Linked DNA regions of Mus musculus: region 2 is linked to region 1. Evidence: chromatin loops called from intact Hi-C (ENCODE). Cell type or tissue: gastrocnemius. All regions are shown on one strand. Each heading gives the region's core, and the rest is flanking DNA. Links, peaks and the distances in the headings are about the cores only.

What was found. A loop is a pair of places that touch in the nucleus more often than their neighbours do. Peaks named below come from ENCODE experiments on the same cell type or tissue, not always from the same donor. Only the 100,000 strongest peaks of a DNase experiment are listed, where the experiment ranks them.
Region 2: it touches region 1 in a loop (16-fold over the local background); 34 of 42 quality-filtered maps call a loop at or near these places.

The regions. Positions count from the first base shown.
Region 1 is chr11:3,998,784-4,004,157 of GRCm38, forward strand. It overlaps Gal3st1 (galactose-3-O-sulfotransferase 1), which reads left to right. Exons shown (of 4, transcript NM_016922.3): 4 at 1-545. The coding sequence ends at 283. It also overlaps the pseudogene Gm11954. Among named protein-coding and RNA genes, the nearest start is that of Gm46265, 16 kb to the left of the region's middle. In gastrocnemius, for the core only: a CTCF peak has its summit at 3,000 (motif pointing right); a DNase peak (open chromatin) is centred at 3,004; H3K4me3 peaks cover 12 bases.
Region 2 is chr11:4,080,945-4,086,318 of GRCm38, forward strand. Gm51935 (a long non-coding RNA gene) reads left to right here and starts at 4,489. Exons shown (of 3, transcript XR_003949843.1): 1 at 4,489-4,797. In gastrocnemius, for the core only: a CTCF peak has its summit at 2,626 (motif pointing left); a DNase peak (open chromatin) is centred at 2,605.

The DNA.
Region 1 (5,374 bases), core at 57-5,056:
GGTAGCCGAGCTGCGCCAAGCGAACGAGCACATGCGCCACATCTGCATAGATGGCGGCCAAGCAGTTGGTGCTGAGGCCATCCAGGACTCGGCCATGCAGCCCTGGCAACCCCTGGGCATCAAGTCCATCCTGGGTTACAACCTCAAGAAGAGCATCGGGCCACAACACGAGCAGCTCTGCCGGCGCATGCTCACGCCCGAAATCCAGTACCTGTCTGACCTCGGTGCCAATCTCTGGGTCACCAAGCTCTGGAAGTTCCTTAGGGACTTTCTAAGGTGGTGATGTATCCTGCCCACCTCCTGTTTGGCTTCCTGATGCAGCAAGGCCGGGCAGGGAGCCTCTGGCACCTAGCCTTCCCTAGCCACACCTAGTGCCACCCTGGGGTCCCTAGGGTCATAGCTGTCTGGGACTAGTCTCTCTGCAGGAGAGAGCCTAACGGAGAGGTATTTAACTAATTATGCCATTTTTTTTTTATTAAATCCCCTTTATTTCCAGCCTCCTCTTACAAGGGGAGACGCAGAAGTAAAGAAATTTTATGTGTGTGTGTGTTTTTTTTTTGTTTGTTTTTTGTTTTTTGTTTTTTTTTTTTGTTTTTTTTTTTTTGTTGTTGTTAATCGGTCTCACTGTGGTGATTGGAGGGTGTCTGGGATGGGACCTTTGGAAGGGCGTCTATAGACTGGAGTGCAGCAGAGGGCAGGGGCCTGGTGTGTTTGTTACTTGCTGAAGTCGTGTGTGGCTCAGAGACTTCCACAAGCTGCCAAAACATGGAAGATCATATGTGAGGCTGAGTGCTGGTTGTGTTCCTCCTTCTTGGATGAGTGCTATGAGAATAGGATTTCAGCACAAAGGTTTAGTGGAATAGGGATTTTAATGACCTCATGTGACCAAATCAGGGAGGGAGCCGTTTTACTGCTCAGGCTATAAAGAACTGATGGAGCTGTTTGGCAGCTGTGGCGACCAGGTTAGAGCAGAGATTAGAAACAAATGTGTGTGTGAAGTGTGCATGTGTACACATGACCGGGAGGCTGGGAGCAGCATTCCATGGGGTGCGGAGCTGCAGGCCCTGGATCGCACAAGTTCTCAAGTGACTACAGTAACTCTTGGAGGCAGACACAATTAGTGTCCCTTTCTAGATGTGGTATCTGACTCCTAAGGGACTTGCTGGGGGAGGGACATGCTGGGGGAGGATCACATCAAATTCAGGACCATGAGCTAAGGACCCCCCCCATACTTTTCCATATTGAGTACCCATTTCACCCTGTACCCAATGGCCCCTTTCTAGTCCCAACTAGCAGCTTCTGTCCCCACTGGGTCACTCACTGACACCCAGACCTGCTTCACACAGCTCTTGAATCTCAAAGATACCCCAGCATCTACCCAACAGCCCAAATTTGTCTGGATCCTTTCGTGAGTTGTGTCCAGAGATACAGATGGCTGCCAAGTCAGTTGAGCATGGTGAGCTGTCACCTGGGTAAAGAATTAGTTGTGACTCCCTGCACCTGGTGCCCCCCAGATAACAGGACCCTTTGAGGGACACAAAAGTCCCAGACTTCCAGCTAGGAGCAAAGTAGCCCTAGTCATAGCTAAGTAACAATTGTGGACTCTCCTTGTGCCGAGTTCAATCTAAGTGTCGATATCCCAAACCCAAATGCCTAACAACTCCCTGACTTTATAAACCAAAATTCAGAAGGTGAACTTAGTTACCCACAGTCATAAGTGATTAAGCGCCAATGCCGGAACTCTGATGCCAGCCTGGGAGCTGTCAGATCCTAAACCCTCACTGGGTCTGGATTAATTCTGTCTCTTGGGATTAAACATCAGGCCCAAGCCATGTGGGGAGAAGTTAGGGAGGCCAGCTGCTCAGTGGATATTGATATCATCCTGGCTGAGCACGTTTGTTTTAAGACAGTCTCATTATGAAGCCCTGGTTGGCCTTGAACTCAGAGATCTACCTACCCCTGCCTTCCTAGGGATGGGGTTAAAGGTGTCCACCACCGTGTGCTGCAAAATTGTTCTTGATTTACTCATGGACATTCCCTATCCCAGATCTCTTCACCTTCCACACAAGGCCTGGACTCCCCAGCCCACTGGAACCACCACCTACACTTTCATGGCTTTGTAAAGTTATACTGTTCTCTGTCGTCCCCACCTATGCAGCCAGGGTTTAAACTATAAAGGGAAAACAGTAAACATGGCAGGGACTGGAGGCTGGAGAGGCGGTCAAGTGCACCCCCTGCTCTTCCAGAACCTGCCTCAGGTGGTTACCCACAATCTCCTATAACTGTCAATTCAGGATCCCACACCCTCTCCTGACCTCTGTAGGCATCCACATGTGTGCACTTGAGCACACAATCTTTTTTTTTTAATTGATGAAAGAATTATTCATAGGGAAGTTTATCTCACCCTGAATCTATATGCTAATTTTCTCTGCTTCTGTTAATCACAGAGCTATTATGGTGTGAATATGATGGTATCCTTGGATTAAGAAACCTCATAATTATATCTCTTTGGGCCTCAAACAGCCTAGAAATGCCAATTAATTATTAGTATGTTACTATATTATTAACTATTATTGTGATTGACATGTTTGAACCTTTAAAGATCCAAGGAGAACTTGGCAGAGAGCAGAAATATGATTCTCTCCCTCAGCACTTACTGTCTGCTAGTCCTAAGGGCTTTGCTGTTATTCATACATTTATTATTGTAATTAATATTTGAATGACTGGTTGCTGGACCATGAGCAGTGTTGGAACATGAGTGATCCTGGCTTCTTCCCCAAGGCAGTGATGGAGACTCAGAGAGGCTGAGAAACTATGTTAGGGTCACAGAGAAAGGATGGAAGAGAGGAAAGAGCTTGGAAATCTAGATCCATCTTTTGCAAAAGCAGGGAAATCCACAGCCTGAGAACTGACTTCTCTGAACAACAGGAGAGGTCCAAGCCCCTAAGCATTTGCAAAATGGCTCTGCGGGCTCCTGGGTGCTTTTGCCACTCCCTGACAGCAGAGGGCGCAAGGTATTGCGGTTGGTTTTCTCCAGCTGTACCAGCCTTAGCTGTGCAGGCCAGCCAGCGCACACTTGTAGTAACCAGGCAAGTTGACCTGATCTTGTGTATGTCACTGTCTTAGTCACGATTTCTACTCCTGCACAAACATCATGACCAAGAAGCAAGTTGGGGAGGAAAGGATTTATTCAGCTTACACTTCCATACTGCTGTTCATCACTAAGGAAGTCAGGACTGGAACTCAAGCAGGTCAGAAAGCAGGAGCTGATGCAGAGGCCATGGAGGGATGTTCTTTACTGGCTTGCTTAGCCTGCTCTCTTATAGATCCTAAGACTGCTAGCCCAGAGATGGTCCCACCCACAAGGGGCCTTTCCCCCTTGATCACTAATTGAGACAATGCCTTACAGTTGGTTCTCATAGAGGCATTTCCTCAACTGAAGCTCCTTTCTCTGTGGTAACTCCAGCTGTGTCAAGTTGACACAAAACTAGCCAGTACAATTGACCCCTTGTCAACTTGACACACAAATACATCACTAGTAAGCCTCAACCCTTAGTTCTTATTCATCCCCAAGATCTTAAATAACTTTAAAAGTCCCACAGTCTTTACATATTAAAAGTTCAGTCCTGGGGCAAGCAGCAGCACCAGATCCAAGATGGCGACCAGCAGGAGGCTGATGAAGGACAACCCTCTATATGATAAGGGAGCCTTCAGAATTGAAATCAACTTTCCAGCAGAGTATCCATTCAAACCACCCAAGATCACATTTAAAACAAAGATCTACCACCCTAACATTGATGAGAAGGGGCAGGTCTGTCTGCCAGTCATTAGTGCTGAAAACTGGAAGCCAGCCACCAAGACTGACCAAGTAATCCAGTCCCTCACAGCACTGGCGAATGACCCCCAGCCTGAGCACCCACTCCGGGCTGGCCTAGCTGAAGAATACTCTAAACCGTAAAAAATTCTGTAAGAATGTGGAAGAGTTTACAAAGAAATATGGGGAAAAGCGACCTGTGGACTAAAATCTGCCAGGAGTGATTCCAGCAAGTTTGAGCAGAGACCCCGAGCAGTGCATTCAGACACCCCGCAAAGCAGGACTCTGTGGAAGTTGACACATGCCACCAACTGGCGTCCACTTGTGGCAGTTACTAACTTTCTACAGTTTTCTTAATCAAAAGTGGTCTAGGTAACCTGTAAAGAAGGATTAAAAAATTCAGATGTTCTAAAAAAAAAAAAAATTCAATCCTTTTAAAATATCCAGTATTTTTTAAAATTCAAAGTACTTTAAAATTCAAAGTCTCTTAACTGTGGGCTTCACTAAAAAACTTCCTTCAAGAGGAAAATATATCAGGGCACAGTCACAATCAAAAGCAAAAATCAATCTCCAACCGTCCAATGTCTGGGATCTAACTCACGATCTTCTGGGCTCCCCCAAGGGCTTGGGTCACTTCTCCAGCCATGCCCTTTGTAGCACACACCTTGTCTTCTAGGTTCCAGCCGCCTGTACTCCACTGCTGCTGCTCTTGGTGGTCATCTCATTGTACTGGCATCTCCAAAACACTGTATGACCCCTTCAGTCCTGGGCCATCAATTGCAACTGAGGCTGCACCTTCACCAATGGCCTTCCATGGCCTCTCACAGTGCCGAGCCTCAGCTGCTCTGCGTGACCCCTTCATGCCTTCAAAACCAGTACCACCTGGGTAACTCTTACACTTTATTAAGTCCATCCACAGCACAAGGTTCAACCTTGGTTATCTCTGGAACACTGCCTCTGTGCTCTCAGAAAATACTTCCCAGAAGATTTCACCTCAGTGATGCTGGTCTCTTCTTAATCACCGCTAATTTCTTAGCTCCAGCTAACCAGCATCAATAGTCCCAGTAATGCAAAGGTTTTACTTTAGTAGTTCTGGTATCTTGTTAATCACAGCTGATTCTTCAGCCCCAGCTAACCAGAACCACAGAATCTTCACAATCCAAAATAGCAATGGCCCTGAAAAGAGTCTTTAATTTTCCCTCTGAAATTTCACAAGCCAGGCCTCCATTTTTCTGCACTGTTCTCAACATTATCTTCCAAGCTCCTACACAATATCTCACAGAGTTCTCAACACCGAATAGGTCTTCTAGCCCAAAGTTCCAAAGTCCTTCGTGGTCAGGTTGTCACAGGAATACCCCACTATGCTGGTACCAATTTGTCTTAGTCAGGGTTTCTATTCCTGCACAAACATCATGACCAAGATGCAAGCTGAGGAGGAAAGGGTTTATTCAGCTTACACTTCCACACTGCTGTTCATCACTAAGGAAGTCAGGACTGGAACTCTAGCAGGTCAGGAAGCAGGAGCTGATGCAGAGGCCATAGAGGGATGTTCTTTACTGA
Region 2 (5,374 bases), core at 166-5,165, 82 kb after region 1:
TTGCTTGGAGTTGGTCATGGTGGAATATACCTGTTACCTGACACTTGGGAGGTGGGGACAGGAAAAATCAAGAGCTCAAGGTCATCTTTGGCTACATAGGCAGTTTGGGGCCAGCCTGGGCTACACAACTATACTCCATGCAACATTCAGAGCGCATTTCTAAGATATCCTCTAGAAACAGGCAGGGCTTGGCCTCCTTATTTCGTTTGGTAAACCAGTGTCTCCAACACCCATTTCCTGAGGTGACCTCAAAAGAGCCCCAGCAGGAAAGCAGAGTGACATGAAGAAACTCCCCAGCAGAGCCTGGGGTGCCCCCATAGCTCCTCGCCCACACCTCTGAGCAAGAAGTCATCGACACAACACTCCGTGTCTTGGGTCACCTTGTGCTCCTGGATGGGTCGAGACCTGGAAACCAAGACTCAAGGAGTTAGGTGAGTTGTTCAAAGTCACACAGCTTATGGAGTCTGTCCCTCTGAGTGCTCCAGGCTTCAGCTCTTTCCTGCTCCAGCTCGAGACACCCAAGGAAGAACCATTGTTTTAGCATCCTGACAGCCAGAGGGAGGTTGCACCTGTGGAGCAGTGGTTCTCAGCCCTCTGAATGCTGCAACACCTTACTCTAGTTCCTCAGGTTGAACCATAAAATCATTTTCATTGGCAATCCATAGCTGTAATTTTGCTTCTGTTTTGAATTGTAAATATGTCTGCTCTCCCGTGGTCTTGGGTGATCCCTGTTAAAGGGTCATTTGACCCCCAGCGGGGTTGTGACCCACATGTTGAGAACCGCTTCTCTAGAATGACTCTAGAATGTCTTCATTCCTGCAAAATAGCTCACAGTGGCAAAGCTTTGGGCTTGTCACCATCATGACATTTCCTGGAAACATTTGATTTGGTTAATTGGTTGGTATTGTTTTATTTACGGTCTGAGACAGTGTCTCTTTATATAGCTCTAGCTGTCCTGGAACTCACAATGTACACCAGGTTGATCTCAAACTATTGAAGACATTTACGGTCAGTGTGATACTGTTACTGAAAGACCCACAACGTGAGGACTCCCCCACGTTCTGACTCAGGAGAGGCGACACCCCAAAATCACCCACAAGAAATGGTTTTGCTGCAAACTGCAAGAGGATTTTTATTCAAGAGCGCTCTCGGGCCCACGGTCATACACCACTCAGGGGTAGAGGACCGTGGCGCCCCGAGTAGCTGGATAAGGGGGTATTTAAAGGAAGAAACCACAACTCAAGGAAGTGGGGAGGGCATTGTTGGAAGATACCAAAGATACCAGTTAAGAGTCACAAGGAAGTGCAAAGTCACATTGTTCAGGTTATCTCTTAAGACAGTTTCTAAGAGCCCCTAACAATAGCACATACTTTGAATTAACACTCTTTGAACCCAGGAAACGTGTGGGTGGAGGGATCTCGCCATCTGTTTTATGATTAGCATACCTTGGAGCATTGAGTCACAAAGGTCACATTTCCACGCCTGGGCCTAAAGGCCTAGAATTTTGTTTTTACGTTTTACTTTTTCATTCCCCACTTCTACTTGTTAGTAGTTCTAGTCTTTCATTACATTACTGCACACTTGACATTCTGTTCTTGGGGCACTCAGCACAGGAAACTATAATGAGGACTCATCTCTACCTCGTCTCTTTCCAAGTCTCAGTGTGTAGCATAGGCTGACCTGGAACACACCATCCTCCTGCCTCAGTTTCCTGAGTACACAGATCACAGAGATCACAGACCTACCCTGGTTCACCACTGTGATGGGGGCATCCAGAGAATGCTGCAAGCTGGGAGAAGCAATTATGTGGACATGGTGTGTCATGGGGAGAGATAAGACTCCAAGGACGGTGGCTCTGAGGGGCCATCAGAAGTCAAGGAACGTGTCTACCAAAGGAGGACTTGGGAAGATTCAGCCCCACAAGATCTGGTCAGAAGACTCTTCCTTTAGGCACAGAGCAGAAAAGGGACCTCCTACACATTTGTGAGGGTATGGTCACACACACACACACACACACACACACACACACTTCTGAGGTCACACAAACATTTTTTCATTAAGGTGCAAAGGAGGACAAGGTCTTGCTCTGCAGCCCAGGATGGACCTCAAACTCACATTCTTCCTCCCAGAGCCTCTTAAGAAGTGGGACTGCAGGCCTGAGATAGCATGTGTGGCTCAGAAAATCCTTACAGATGGAATCCCTCAATGCTTTGCTAAGACTAGCAAGTCTTACACCTGGATCAACCATCAGGCGAGACAACTCAGTCATTTTAAAGTGGATACCTTTTGTTACACTAGTGGGAGCCAGCAGCAGTGGAGTCGCCACCCAGATGAACATCTTTCCAGCCATTCTCCTGTGATCTTTTTGGTTGCTTCAGATAATTAGGAATTTCACACCGAGGGGACAAAGGCTCAGGAGCATTAAATGACTTGTCCAAAGCCACACAGCCTATGGGGTTCGTTCTGCCCTGACTGAAGAGTGCCACAAGCCAAGTGGTGGCATGGGGGTGGCCTTGGGAGCTTGTGCCTGCAATGACAACTCAGGAGCAGTTCGCTAAGAGACTGGTCACTATGAGCAGTTGAACCAGCTGACAAGCACATGTTAGGATATGCTGCCCCCTAGTGGCTATTTTGAGTGTTCCCTAAAACTAACCAGGACTTGCCTGGGAACCCAAATGCCAGACTGCTTGTTCTAAGACAAAAAGGCACAAGGGCTTTTTGAGCTCCTTGAGGCTCATATGAAATATCTCTAGAAGGTTCCCCTCCCAAAGGAACTGGTACAGCAGACGAGGGTAAGTCCCACACCAACAGAGGCCAGCGGGGGCTAGAGTGGACCCAAGGCATCTTCAGGAAAAGGTGATGGGCAGAAGGCCACACTTTCTGAGAGTTGGGAGCAAGGATATGAGGCAGGCAGACCTTAGCCCCTCTGCTCTGCTCTGCCTAAAGCCACAAGTCAGGTGTGACTGACCCTGGCCTGAGCCCTCACAATGTAGGTTCTACCAGAGAGGCAAACTCCCACCTGGGCTGTATCAGCCAGACTCCTCCCTGTCTGGAGGGTTAGACTTCCTGTTTCTCCAAGCTTCAACTAGCCTTGTCTCTTACACTAGAAAGCCACCCAGCTCACTGACACTGATGACAGAATCTGCTCCTGGTGACACCAACATCATCACCTACTGTGGGTGAAATGGTGGGGTCTGAGGAGCCCTTCCCACCCAGCAGAGTTTTGCAATAGTGATACCTGATCACTCAGTCTTTCTAAGTCTTGACTGTGGAAATGAGGCCCTCTCCACAGGGGGACAGCCCCGTGTATAGCAAGGCCTGTGTCTACTATGTGGACTCAGGCCAGGCTGTGGGGCTGTCCCTTAAACCTGAGACTGCCTAGGAACAGTTGTGTTCCTCCGTCCCTAGCAGAGGGTTCACGGAACCGCTAGGGCAAAGGGCATCTTCGAAAAAGAGTAGGCAGCCCATCTGAGATCTATTTGCCCAGCTTCTTGCCTGTGGAGCAAAGCTGGCTGGTAGGAACTGGATCCAGAGCCAGCTGCTGGTTTTTCAGGGATTAATGAGCTGTCAAACAGCCATGTCAACCTTCTATTGTGGTGACAAAAATGCCTTTCATAACCTGAGGGAGGGACAATTGGCTTTCATGGTTTCTGAAGTTTTAGGTTGTGGTTGGCATCCGGCACTGTGAGCCTGGAGGAAGGCAGAATGTCATGGGGGAAAGGATGTAATTGGAAAGAGACGCTCAGTCTTGGTGCTGAGAAGCAAAGACTGAAAAGGGCAGGGTAAGAAGTAACCTTCGGGAGTAGAGCTTGTGTGTGTGTGTGTGTGTGTGTGTGTGTGTGTGTGTGTGTAGGAGATGGTAATCACTATGGGCACTAAAAGCCCAAATGATCAGAGTGCTCATCCCTTGATGCAGGAGCAACCTCCCTGGGGCCTTTCCCATAGAACACTAAAAAGACATTGTCCTCCAGCCAGAGGCCAGGGAGGGACGGACCCGCCTCATTGACAGCTATATCCCAAGGCTTCTAGTGAAGGAATGCAAGGACCCAAGCAGGGCTATCTTGTCTGAGTCAACACCATCTGGCCAGAACCTCCCCTCTGTCTACTGCCCCTTGACGCCGGGTAAAGTCATACATCAACTGGTTGCTATGTGAACAAAGATAAGCCCCCAGCCCACAGGAACAAGGTCCTGATGCCCTTTTGCTGACATGTAATCTTTCTGTTAATGTTTGAATGAGCCAATCCCATACCTTTGTTGAAATTCCTCGCACCCCTATCCCTTTTTCTTCCATAAAAACCCCTAACTTTTGAGCCTCGAGGCTGACATCTGTTATCTCCTGTGTGAGATGCATGTCGGTCCAGAGCTCCGTCATTAAACTACCGCGTGTATTTACATCAAGGCGTTCTGTTCGTGATTCTTGGGTGCACGCCTAGTCGAGAGTTGAGTGGGGGTTTCCCCACTAGGTTCTTTCACTAGAAGCCACTGAAGGTCAGAGTTCTTCAGCTGCAAGTGGAGGTGGGAGTGCTATGATTCGAACCCACATTTTCATTAGCTGTTATCATCAATGCCGGAAATGAGGGATTAGAATGGAGAAGTCAAGAGCAGCAAGCCACTGGGAAAGCTCAGCCTTCACAAAGAGGCCCAGGCAGATTTCAGCCCAGAGAGTGTTGGAAGTGTTGAGCAATCCTCAAACCCAGAAAAGCCATTCCTAAGAACCGTCCTCTTCTATCAAGCGTTGATGCCATGACAGGTGGCCCTGAGATTGTCACCAGTTGTACCAATCTGGAGAAGCTGAGGTTAGTAGAATTCTAGAGACTCATTTGTTTGCTGTTTTGTTTTGTTTTTGTTTGAGATGGGATCTCATTATGTAGCCCTGGCTAGCCTAGACTGTGTAGACCAGGTTGGCCCTGAGCTCACAGAGATCCACCTGTCTCTGCCTCCCAAGTGTTCAGATAAAGGTATATACCACCATGCCTGGGTAACCAATTCTGTCTCATGACCCTTCCTCAAGCTGTCCCTTGATTTTCCTCTATTAGAGTGAGAAGCCATTACCCTTGGCTGACACAACCTCTCTCGCATGGTACAATGTTAAGGGTCGCTGGTGAATCTCAGGACAATCTATAGGGCCTCCAGGACTCCAAATGCTTCTAGCCCCTGAGCCATCTCCTCACCCCTATTGAGATTATGTATATCTGCCGTCAGCAGCCTCACTGTTGGTCTTCCTTTCTATGCAGCAGCTACCTGTAACAAGTTGCTGTCTATGTATTAAGTAGATAATTCCAGAGATAAGTAGTGTGTAAGTCTTGAATAGCTCTTATGTGATTGTGTATGTGATTGTCACCATTTTATTTTATTATTGCCACTGTAGTTGGT